2 separate regions of the Mus musculus genome follow, and region 2 is linked to region 1. The links are chromatin loops, found by intact Hi-C in ENCODE. Cell type or tissue: left cerebral cortex. All regions are shown on one strand. Links, peaks and the distances in the headings refer to the core of each region. The heading gives the core; the rest is flanking DNA.

The links. Hi-C counts contacts between places; a loop is a spot of excess contacts. Peaks named below come from ENCODE experiments on the same cell type or tissue, not always from the same donor. Only the 100,000 strongest peaks of a DNase experiment are listed, where the experiment ranks them.
Region 2: a loop joins it to region 1, with 2.0 times the contacts of the local background. A loop is called at or near these places in 3 of 42 quality-filtered maps.

The regions. Positions count from the first base shown.
Region 1 is chr12:30,900,609-30,906,459 of GRCm38, forward strand. It overlaps Acp1 (acid phosphatase 1, soluble), which reads right to left. Exons shown (of 6, transcript NM_021330.4): 2 at 4,461-4,534; 3 at 4,262-4,375. Among named protein-coding and RNA genes, the nearest start is that of Acp1, 8.1 kb to the right of the region's middle. In left cerebral cortex, for the core only: no CTCF peak of the experiment used is centred there; a DNase peak (open chromatin) is centred at 2,946.
Region 2 is chr12:31,002,235-31,008,085 of GRCm38, forward strand. No RefSeq gene overlaps it. Among named protein-coding and RNA genes, the nearest start is that of Gm25408, 52 kb to the right of the region's middle. In left cerebral cortex, for the core only: a CTCF peak has its summit at 2,971 (motif pointing left); a DNase peak (open chromatin) is centred at 2,975.

The DNA of each region.
Region 1 (5,851 bases), core at 569-5,568:
TGGCCTGTAATCTCAGCTCCTTATGAAAGAGAAGCAGGAATCATGTTCAAGGCTAGCTCAGGCTAGCTCAGGCTAGCTCAGGCTAGCTCAGGCTAGCTCAGGCTAGGGTGAAACTGTCCAAATAAAAACTAAATACTGCTGGGGAAACAGCTCAGTAGCAGATCACATGCAATATAAGCTCGTACCAGGCTCTACCTAGGGTGTAATTCCCAGTTCTCCAAAAAAGAGGAAAGAGCAGGCTCAGAAATGACCCAGAAAGGCATTAGCAGACCTTACTTAAAATACAAAGAATATGTTCACTTGTAAATTCACAACAGCTTTTGTTCTCTACAAAACATGGAGCCCTCAAAATTCTGGTGAGAATGAGGGAGGGTATGTGAGGGGATAATTTTTCTTCCCTGCCAATGGTAAGTTACCTACTGTCCAGCAAACAGCCCCACATCATAGGCGGCATGAAAATAATGCTAATTAAACTCGGCGGAATGAAAGAACAGAAAGATTTTTATGTCCAATATATATGAAAGCTGCCTCTCCAAAAAAAAACCAAACAAACAAAAAGAAAAAGCCTAATTTCCAAAAAACTGGTTAAAAAGCATCAAGTCCCAGTTCAAAAAGCATGCGTTGGTCTCCCACAGCAAAGCTGATGAACTGGAGACCAGAGAGAAAACCAACAGCCAGAAAAAAAAGAGATATTATCACACTCCTCCATTGCTAGTGGGATTGCAAACTAGTACAACCACTCTGGAAGTCAAAAGTTCTGGAAACTTTTGGAGGTTCCTCAGGAAACTGTAATAGATCTACCTTAACACCCAGCAATACCAATCTTAGGAATATACCCAAAAGATGCCCCACCATGCCACAGGGGCATGTGTTCCACTATGTTCATAGCAGCCTTATTTGTGATAGCCAGAAGCTGGAAACGACCCAGATATCCCACAACAGAAGAATGGATACAGAAAACGTATTTACACATTTACCCAGTGGGATAACTACTCAGCTATTAAGAACGAGGACATCATGAGTTTTGCAAGCAAATGGATGGAACTAGAAAATATTATCCTGAATGATGTAACTCAGTCCCAAAAGGACATGCATGGTACGTACTCACTAATAAGTGGATATTAGCCAAAAGAAAAAAGAAGAGAAAAAAAAGTACAGAATAACCAAGATACAGTCCTCAGAACTCAAAAAGGTCAACAAGCTGAAGGGCCCAAGTGAGGACACCTCAGTCCTACTAGGGAGAGAGAAGAAAGCAATCACAAGGGCAGAGGGAGGGACTGAGAGGGAAAGTGGACATGGGGGGCGGGGAATCATGATGTGGTGTTGGGTGAGGGGAAAAGGACTGAAGCCCTGAGGGTCAGCAGAAAGAATGGAAACAGGCAACCTTGGACCTCAGGAGACAGGAGGTTGCAGGATCCTCCAGAATGTACCAGAGACCTGGGAGGTGAGACTCTAAGGATTCAAAGGGAGGGACCTTAGATGAAATGCCCTACAGAGGGGAGAGGGAACTTGTAGAGCCCACCTCCAGCAAAAAACAGGGCATCAAGTGAGGGATGGAGTTGCCATCCCACAGACACATCTCTGACCCATAATTAATCTCGTCTGAAAGAACTGCAGAGATGGAAAGGGAGAGGAGCCTGAGGAAAAGAAGGTCCAGCAACAGGCCCAAAGTGGGATCCAGCTCAAGGGGAGGACCCAAGGTCTGACACTATTACTGAGGCTATGGAGCGTTCACAAAAAGGAACCTAGCATGACTGCCCTCAGAAAGACCCAACAAGCAGCTGAAAGAGTCAGATGCAGATATTTGCACTCAACCAATGGAGACAGAAGCTGTTGACCCCAGTAGTTGAATTAGGGAAAAGCTGAAAGAAGCTGAGGAGGAGGGCAACCCTGTAGGAAGACCAGCAGTCTCAATTAACCTAGACCCTGGAGATCTCTCAAACACTAGACCACCAACCTGGCAGCATACACCAGCTGATCTGAGGCCCCCAACACATATATAGCAGAGGACTGTCAGGTCTAGGTTCAATCAGGGATGACGCAAATAACCCCCAAGAGACTGGAGGACCCAGGAGTTTAGAGGTCAGGTGGGGTGAGGGGGTGGGAATGGGGACATCCTCATGGAGACAGAAGGGCGGGGAGGAGGTATGAGATGTGGAACAGTCAAAGGGTGGACTAGGAGGGGAATAAAATGTGGGGTGTAAATAAATAAATGAATGAATTTTAAAAAATTTTTTAAAGTATGGAAACATAAATATCAATGTCAATAAATTGGTAAAAAAATTAAAAAAAAATCAGCAAAAGCAATCAATCAGATCAATTTTCCAAACAAAATAGAGATACCATCAATTTTTTACACACACTTCTTTTTTTTAATTAGATATTTTCTTCATTTACATTTTAAGTGCTATCCCGAAAATTCCCTATACCTTCCCCCCCCCCCCTTCGCTGCTCCCCAACCCACCCACTCCCGCTTCCTGGCCCTGGCATTCCCCTGTATTTGGGGCATATAATCTTCACAAGACCAGGTGCCTCTCCTCCCATTGATGGCCTACTAGGCCATCCTCTGCCACGCAGCTAGAGACACAAGCTCTGGGGGTACTGGTTAGTTCATATTGTTGTTCCTCCTATAGGGTTGCAGACCCCTTCAGCTCCTTGGGTACTTTCTCTAGCTTCTTCATTGGGGGCCCTGTGTTCCATCTAATAAATGACTGTGAGCATCCACTTTAGTATTTGCCAGGCACTGGCATAGCCTCACAAGAGAGAGCTATGTCAGGGTTCTGTCAGCAAAATCTTGCTGGCATATGCAATAGACACATACACTTCTTAAAAGACAAGAAGACATGCTCTGTGCATTTGGTGAGGTATAGGTACAGATGCTGGCTATGAACCCATTAGATGGCTCCATCTGGGGTGCCACTGCCCACAGATTCTCACAACAGAAGCCACCCACACGTCCAGCAGAGGTACAAAAGGAACAATACAGCACTTAACCCTGCCCAGGGCAAACTGCTGTAACCCTCAGCAGCGACATGGAAAAGATGCTACGTGTGCGTGCACTCCACTGCTGTGCCAGGGACATGGGGCAGACCTGCAATTCCAGCCTGAGGAGGCTGAACCACGAGGACTGCCTCAAGTGCCAGTGTGACCCTGACTCAACAACACAAGCAAGATGATTCTACTCCTACAATGTTAGAACGCACAGTGAAACTTTGGGAGGGACCACTGCACAAGAGGGGAGAAGCGGCCAAGCAACCTTGATGATGGACTCAGTCCATGGAGAAGCTGATGACACTGAAAACGGGGACACGTGAGCACACTTGACCAGCAGGGGCGGTTCTCCAGTCGGCCATGCTAAAAGTTCCTATCCCAAGACATTGCTTTGAGTTCAAGAGCTAGCACCCTAACCATATGCCATTTACAACCTAAGTTGAAAGATTAGAAAAATAACATGTTAAGAACTGTACTAAAATAGTTATTTGCATAAAGTGTGGCAATTGGTAAAGAGAAAGAACATAAGGAAAATGTGACACTGACGTACAAAGTATTCTTTACTAGTGCTTTGGAACTAAAAAGCCAAAAAATAATAAAAAAAACAACAGTTGAGAACGGTTTGTTAAAAACAACATAAAAGAACAACTTAATTTCAATAAGGAACTCAAAGAAATACATCAGGCTGCCATCTTCTGGTAATATGGATACAAAACTATCTTTGTCTGTAACTAAAGGGTTTGTTTTTAATTCCAGTCTTCCAGACAGACAAGTGTTAACAAGGCACTAGAGCTGTATGTTTAAGGTACTTTAAAGTAGAAAAAGACATGTGTACTAACAAACTAGTAGCATAAGCAGAAATGTCTAGCCAGAGAGTCTGTACATGGTAACAAAATGAAGACCACAGCCAAGTCTGGCTCACAGCAAACATTGTATCACTATGGCTTATGTCTTTTATCTGTACTTTAACACGTTACCCAAGGCCATCCAAATCTTCCACAACTACACAGGCAGCAAGTCAGTCGCCCCCAACCAAATACATGCTGCAACACACAGGGTGGTCAGACTCTCAAGTAATGGGATTCTATGTAGTAGAAATTAAACGAGATCTTTTCTACCTGTCTTGCCTTATGGGCTGTGCTAATGCCATGATTTCTTAGGCAGCTGACAGCTCTTGGGTCTGGGGGCCGGCCCACGTTCCAGTCGGAAACGGCGCTGCTGTCAATGGCCCACTGTAACACAAAACATATGTCAAGCTCCAGTACGGTACCTGCCGTGCAATGTGCTGCATGTGGATGCCATGTTTTCTCATGCAGTTCTGCCCTCGATAGTCAGGAGGGTTCCCCACTTCATAGGTGGATGTAGCCGCACTGTCTATCCTCCACTGCAGGAGAGAAAAGAAGTGTTCTGGCACCTTGCTGCCCAAAGGGATTCAGTCTGGACTCGTCACACTACTGAATGGTACTCACATTATCTGAAACCTTTTCATCAGTTACCAGTTTCCTGAATACTGCTTCTGCAATGGGTGACCGGCAAATGTTACCTTAAAAAGAGAGGGAGAAGACATATAGAGGTTATTAGCTGTGGCAGATGGGCAGATACAGATTTCTGGCCCAAAGATTGAGTGGACTACTCCCAAAGTGGATGCCCAGTGCCTGCATCTAAGGTTGGCAAGACAGTACAGAATTCCCTGAGAGAACCAGATTCATGGTCCTGACAGAATGGCTGAGGTAACTAAACAGCAAGAAAGCATGTAAAACACAAATCAATTTTCACTAGCAATGAACCAAGACCAAATCTTGAAATCAACAAAGTAAGTTGCAATCAGCTACATTTAAAACAAAGTATAATAGAACAGAAATAGCTATGTTTAAGTATACATACATAATAAAGACTAGTAATACTTCAAAACAAAACACAAGGCAATTCAATACAAGCTTTATTGAGTAATCATACGTAAAGCCCTGTCCCAAGAAGCCTATGGTCCCCACGAGTTAGCCAGCTGGAGGAACAGGGAGGTTCCTCTTGTCGGCCCCACCTGCCCCAACTTCTGACATCAACAGATAGGTCAGGAGTCCCATACTAGTTGGCTACAAATCTGCCTTCCCTTCCCACAACTGTCGGGTTTGGTGATTCCTTAAAATGACCATAGAATTCAGATAAGCAGTATAGTCACAACTCATAAAAAGATACAGATTGGAGAGAGGCGGAAGAAGGGAAAATGTATTCTGGGGGAACCGAATACGAAGTCTTCTTGTCCCTGGGGACACCTAGCCCTCCTGTCGTTGACAATATGCTGAGAGTATTACTGCCAAGCTAGGAAGCTCAGCAGAGTACTGATATTCAGAGCTCCTAGTAAAATGTGAGAGAACCCAAATGAGTCCCCCAAAAACACAAACTATGGGGCCTCCAGGTGTTAACAGATACTCCATCACTCCAAGAAAATACCAGGGAAATCAAGGATGGCTTTCTAAGAGCCCATCTGATCAAGAACCAAATTCCTTGCTACACCAAGAAAGACAAATGATACCTTAGCTCTGCAAGCAGATAAACAAAGAGACAGGCTCATACACTGAAAAGACTCAAGACACAAGATAATAACAACAACAACAATGAATGCTGATAAACTAGTGCTGTGATGGTATGAGACCAGAGAAACGTAAACATTCCGCAAAGCTAAGTGAGATGCCAGGGAACCTAAGCTTGAGCTGATGTCCACAGGATAAGAAGTTTAAATAGCACCGTGGGAGGACCTGAAGGCGGTACTCGTCTAGACACAGAAGGCAGGGCCTGGGACATGGAGCCCTAATCCCACGCCAAGTCTGTACTTGGTGCATCCTGGGAGAACCTGAAGGTTCCG
Region 2 (5,851 bases), core at 228-5,227, 100 kb after region 1:
TCATGCTTGCATGTGTGAATATGTGGCTCTATGCATGTGTCCACATGTGCATGTGTGAATTTATGTGCATGTGTCCATGTGTGTGTGTGTCCACATGTGTGTGCAAGTGAAAATTGCTGATTTAATCCTCAGACACATCTGACAGAAGTAAACCGTTTCCTACCTGTGTCTGCGTGTAGGTATAAATCCATCTCAGGCTCTAAATGTGGGCATTTGTGTAGATTTCTGGGTTGCTACTTCCAAGGCAGGGTTTGGTTGCTCACATTCAGAGATTTCAAGTTTTTCCTTCTTGGAATTGGTATCACAGACATTCCCTTGGGTCAGCTGAGAGTCTATTCACATGATGTCCTCTAATTCCACTAGTTCTTGCAACGTCTAACCTCTTAGGCATGTGGCTTTGTATTTAACTTGCTCCTTCTTTTACTTCTGTTTATAGATCATTGCTGGCTCTGCTCCATTTCCATTGCTGTGCCTTGAGTCTCTCCCAAAGCTCCATCTCCAGATTCGCTTAGGAGATTGGGTTTGGTAAACTTCAGACTTCAATAAAATGTTCATAATAATCTTCCATTATTGTGTACTTATAAAACCTTCCACATCTTACTTCTTCCTTGTTTTCTAACAGGTTTTGAATCAACTGTGTCCTATTTTCACCAAAATAATGTGTTGAACATGTAAATAACTGATATTTGAGTACCAACCAATATCCAATGGTTGATCCTAATAGTTAGGAACGTATCAAAGTGATATATTTGTAAGGTTGAAACCTCAGACAATACTACTAAATGAATAATCATGTAAGACTTTCTTGTTTCTCCTGTGGCTAGAGAGTTTGTTTTTTTTATATATAATTGAATCTGCTTCTCAACTTTGGTCTTTCCTGTGGTTGTAGCGCCCACCTATACTTGTCATCCTTGGTGTACATTGGATGATCTAATAAGGAGAGACGATGTGTTGTCAGAGTAACGATTCTTTAGTGGTCTTTCATTGAGAGTCAGTTTCTCCGACACTAATAAGTGATACCTTGTTCTAGACCATTTCATTTATCCAGAGGCACGCTCTGGCTCTGTGTGGTTCTGCGTTGTTCCATCTCCTGCTGGGGTGTGGGAACACCACTGGGCAGGTAAAATGCTGAGATGCTAGACTGCATTTACCCTGTGCCAGTGTTGCAAAGTAAGCACCAATACACCACTCTGGGTGGGAAAACACAGTCTAAGATGTAGGAGGCCAAAGTTGGGGTTCCCTGACTTCCAGCTGCCCAGTCACCACTGGAAACCATGTGGAGGAGTCAGAGGGTCGAAGTCCACGGGCCTGGGATGAGCGGGCCTCCCAAACTCTTGGACATACACATGCCACTGGAAGTCTCAGAGGAGCCGAGAATGAAGGATGCCTCAGGCTGAGGATGAGCCCAGGGCCAGGGGGAATGGGAAACTCCAGTTTGGCTCAGCGGTGGTGAGTCCAGAGCACAGAGGGTCCTTCTGTGGAAGACTTAGATGGCACAGCTCTGTAGGTGAAGGCTTCCTCCATGCTCCCCAGGGCAGTTCTTGATGAGAGAGACAGTCCTTGGTTCCAAACTGTTTACTGACTGTTCATCATGGAAAATGGGTGCCTATCACCTCCTCAGGGTGGACCAGAGATAAATACCGTTTGCTGGAAGGAATGCCCATGATGGGAAGCTTATTGGGAAACTCTAGATGCCTCATTAGCATGGAGAACTCCCTTCTGATCTACATGACCACAGGTCACATTCCTATGTAGCGAGTGTGGTCACATGACAGGGGCCATGTCAGAAGCAGGTGAAGCTCCTACCATCCCCTCTGGGTTACAGGGCTTCCAACCTGCTCAACCTTACCAAGTTTCCTGGCACGGTCCACTGCTCCACAGCTATGGTTCTCCCATTTACATATTTGATGAGTGGAGCGTGTTACAGGACATGAGGATGGAATCTCCAGTCAGAAGATTTCGATGAATCCCTCTGTTTTAGATGCCTGCCTCAAGGCTTTTGAATGGCAAGTCAAGTCTTAGGCACACAATGCTGTCCTGCATTTTTTTAATTAAGTCATTTTTATTAGATATTTTCTTCATTTACATTTCAAATGCTATCCCAAAATCCCCCTATACCCTCCCCCTGCCCTGCTCCCCAATCCACCCACTCCCACTTCCTGACCCTGGCATTCCCCTGTATTGGGGCATATGATCTTCGCAATACCAAGGGCCTCTCCTCCCATTGATTGCCAACTAGGCCATCCTCTGCTACATATGCAACTAGAGACATAGCTCTAGGAGTACTGGTTAGTTCATATCATTGTTCCTCCTATAGGGTTGTAGACCCCTTTAGCTCCTTGGGTACTTTCTCTAGCTCCTTCATTAGGGGCCCTGTGTTCCATCCAATAGATGACTGTGAGCATCCACTTCTGTATTTGCCAGGCATTGGCATAGCCTCACAAGAGAAAGCTATGTCAGGATCCTGTCAGCTAAATCTTGCTGATATATGCAATAGTGTCTGGGTTTGATGGTTGTATATGGGATGGATCCCTGGGTAGGGCAGTCTCTGGATGGTCTTTCCTTCCATTTCAGCTCCGAACTTTGTCTCTGTAACTCCTTCCATAGGTATTTTGTTCCCCATTCTAAGAAAGAGAAAAGTATCCACACTTTGCTCTTCCTTCTTCTTGAATTTCATGTGAAGAAACTAAATGCTAAGAAAACACTAAAGATTGGGCCAAAGCAGTCTCATCTAAGCTCCTTAAGGCACTAGAACCCCAGATTTTCTGCAGTGATGGAAGAAAAACTAGCTTCTGCTTGTTTCAAACATATACTTCTTGTTATTTTATACCATTTTATGTTACTTTTATGTTACTTTCACAGTAAAAAAGTATAAGAACATGTTTTATTATATTTTATGTACAGAAATAGTCTATCCACAAGGGCCCACAGACCTCCCTAGTCCTGTTTCCCTAGTAGTCTCCTGGCGCCCTCTGGTGGCAGAATCTCAAGATGCGTCTTAGCATACACTCAGCCACAAGGCAGAATATTAATGAATTAGCCATGCTGCACCCCTCTGAAACTATTGAGCCAGGAGTTTGCAAAATGATTTGGAGCAAGTTCAGGATAGATGTTATATATAGATGGATGTGTTCTTTTTCCTCTCTTGAATACATTTTTTTTTCAGGCGCTTACTATGATAAAGCTTCCTCTTATCTCTGAAAAAGTGTTGGCTTGTTAGTGGTAAGTTTTTATTTGATAGTCTGTAAAATTATTACCTTGATGTTAATAGACAAGAATGTTATATTTAGTTCTTTCCGTAGGCATATTTAGATCTGATAAAGCCCAGAAGGTCACAGAAGCACCCCTCACATTTAGTGTAGAACACTGTGTGGTATGTGGGCTCCCGTTCTTTGAAGACTTAAAATATTATATTAATTCTTTCATACATTGTATTTTGACTTTATTCTATATGCATCTGTGATGGCTAATTTCATGTCAACTTGGCACAAGCTAAAGTCATGCCTCCATAAGACTGAGCTGTTGGCAAGCCTGTAGGGAATTTTCCTAACTGGTGATTGATAGAGAGGCACAGCCCACTGTGGGTGGTGGTCCTGGGTTCTGTATGAAAGCTGAACAAGCCAGTAGGGAGAACCTTTCCAGAGCCTCTACATCAGCTCCTCCGTCCAGGCCGCTGCTCTGTTTGTGTCCCTGTCCTGACTTCCTTCAATAATGAACAGTGATGCGGAAGTGTAAGCCAAGTCAACCTTTTCCTCCCCAACTTGCTTTTGGTCATGGTGTTTTTCACAGCAGTAGTGCCCCTACCGAGGACAGCATACTTACTCATATATGTCACAGTCTATACATGTCTATAGCTTCTTTTCTTTCTCTTAGCACTGCCTTTTGAAAAACAGTTCTTAGGTTTTTGTTGTTGTTGGTTTTTGTTGTCGGGTTGTTTTGTTTTGTTTTGTTTTTGTTTTTTGTTTTGGTTTTTTCGAGACCAGGTTTCTCTGTAGTCCTGGTTGTCCTGGAACTCACTCTGTAGACCAGGTTGGCCTTGAACTCAGAAATTTGCCTGCCTCTGCCTCCCAAGTGCTGGGATTAAAGGTGTGCACCACCATGCCCGGCCAGTTCTTAGTTTTAAGGAATTCTGATCTTTTGTTTGTTTCATGAATAATCTTTCTGGTGTTACAACTGAGCAGCCATCTCACTCCAAGGTCATGGGGTTCCCCTACATGATGCACTCAGAATTTAATGATACTGTATTTTATGCTTTGTTAGCATAGAAAACTGAGGAGACCTAACTAGGCATGTTGCAATTGCATCTTCGACTTGCTACATTTGTCCTGGTACATAACAAAACGTTACAACTGGAAAATATTCCTTTGTCTGGTCTCTAAACCGCAAACTAACTTTTCATTATGAGATGCTGAGGTGTTGCTCTTTAAGGGTTTTTCTGGTACTGAGGCCATTAGGAAACTTCTCTTGGGATCTCTACCTTATGACAGTGGCATCAGCAGGGAGGGAGTATAGGACTGTTGTGTGAATGTTATGTCACAAAACATGAAACTTTCTAACTTGTATCTAAGCTTCCCAAGATCTTGCAGGAGATTACCAAACTAAACTTTGTGTCTGCTGCACTGTCCATAAGGGATCTTGGTCCCAAGAGCAGCTCCAATGAGTCATCCCATGTATGTAAAGATGACCTCATGGATGTGACCCTCCACTACAGGAACCACAGACAATATGTTCACGTGGCTTTTTCTCATGAATGTAGCTTAAGTCTTTAATAGTTGCCTGTCTTCAAACTAATAAGTGTGTTTGCCATATGATTCTGAAATGCTAAATATCCAACTATTGAGCCTCCATTGGGGATGGGGGAGTGCAGTAAACGTAGATTTAAAGCATTGGCTTAGAAGTTTAGCTTTATGTTGCATAGCTCTTTTGAACTGTTTGCTGTGGTGTTCAACATCATCACCCATACTTATTGGGACAGTATGTTAAAATTAAAAAAAAAAACACTTGTTTTAGATGTGTGAAAATTCTGTAATTCCTTTTGCATGTGCTGGTAAGATGGGGATTTCCAAGGCAGCAAAGGAAACACAGTCAATTCCAAAAACTTCCTATGCATATAGCATAAGAAAAATCAGTTTGATGCCCTAGCACAAGTGAAAACAGGACTCGCTTTCTTTGCTACCCACAGAGTCTGACTAGAAAGCCGCATCAGAGAAACTCAAGGATGTTCTCCAATTCCCCAGTCCTTTATGTTAAATGATTTTGGAAAGCCAAAATACTTAGGAGGACAACAGCAGATTTATATATCACAGGGATTTTATTTCATCAGAATACTCAAATCCCATATATATAGAGAGAGAGAGGATCCACAGTCGTCAGAGATGCCCGTTGGTGGAAGTTCCAGATATGCTTCTGTTGCCTTTAAAAGATATATTAGGATGTTTAAAGGGGGCTTTGCAAAGGGAGGGGGACTGTTGGTACAGCAGCGATGAGCAGCTGTGCTTTTTCTAGGAACCAGGATGTCTTCAGTTGTGTTTTCAAGTGGTTATCACCAAGCAACAAGCTGTAAAAACAACGGCAGAAACCTATAGAGTTGTCAGGACCCCATCCTACCTCCTGGTCTCAATTGGAGTGGGGAATGGCCCTAAGGTTCTGTCTTAGATGCTCATTTTGTCTCCCAGGGTTCAGCTAAGGGTCAGAGGTCAAGTCAGAGGGGTGAAGTGACGTGGGGGACAAGTGTGGAATTGGTGTGTAGGCCACAGCCCTCTTCACGGCAGGAAGGAAGTTTTGTCAAAATGTTTCCGTGGGAAGAACCCTGAACAAAGCCATAGCTCTTCAATCACATGTTTTTGTCTTC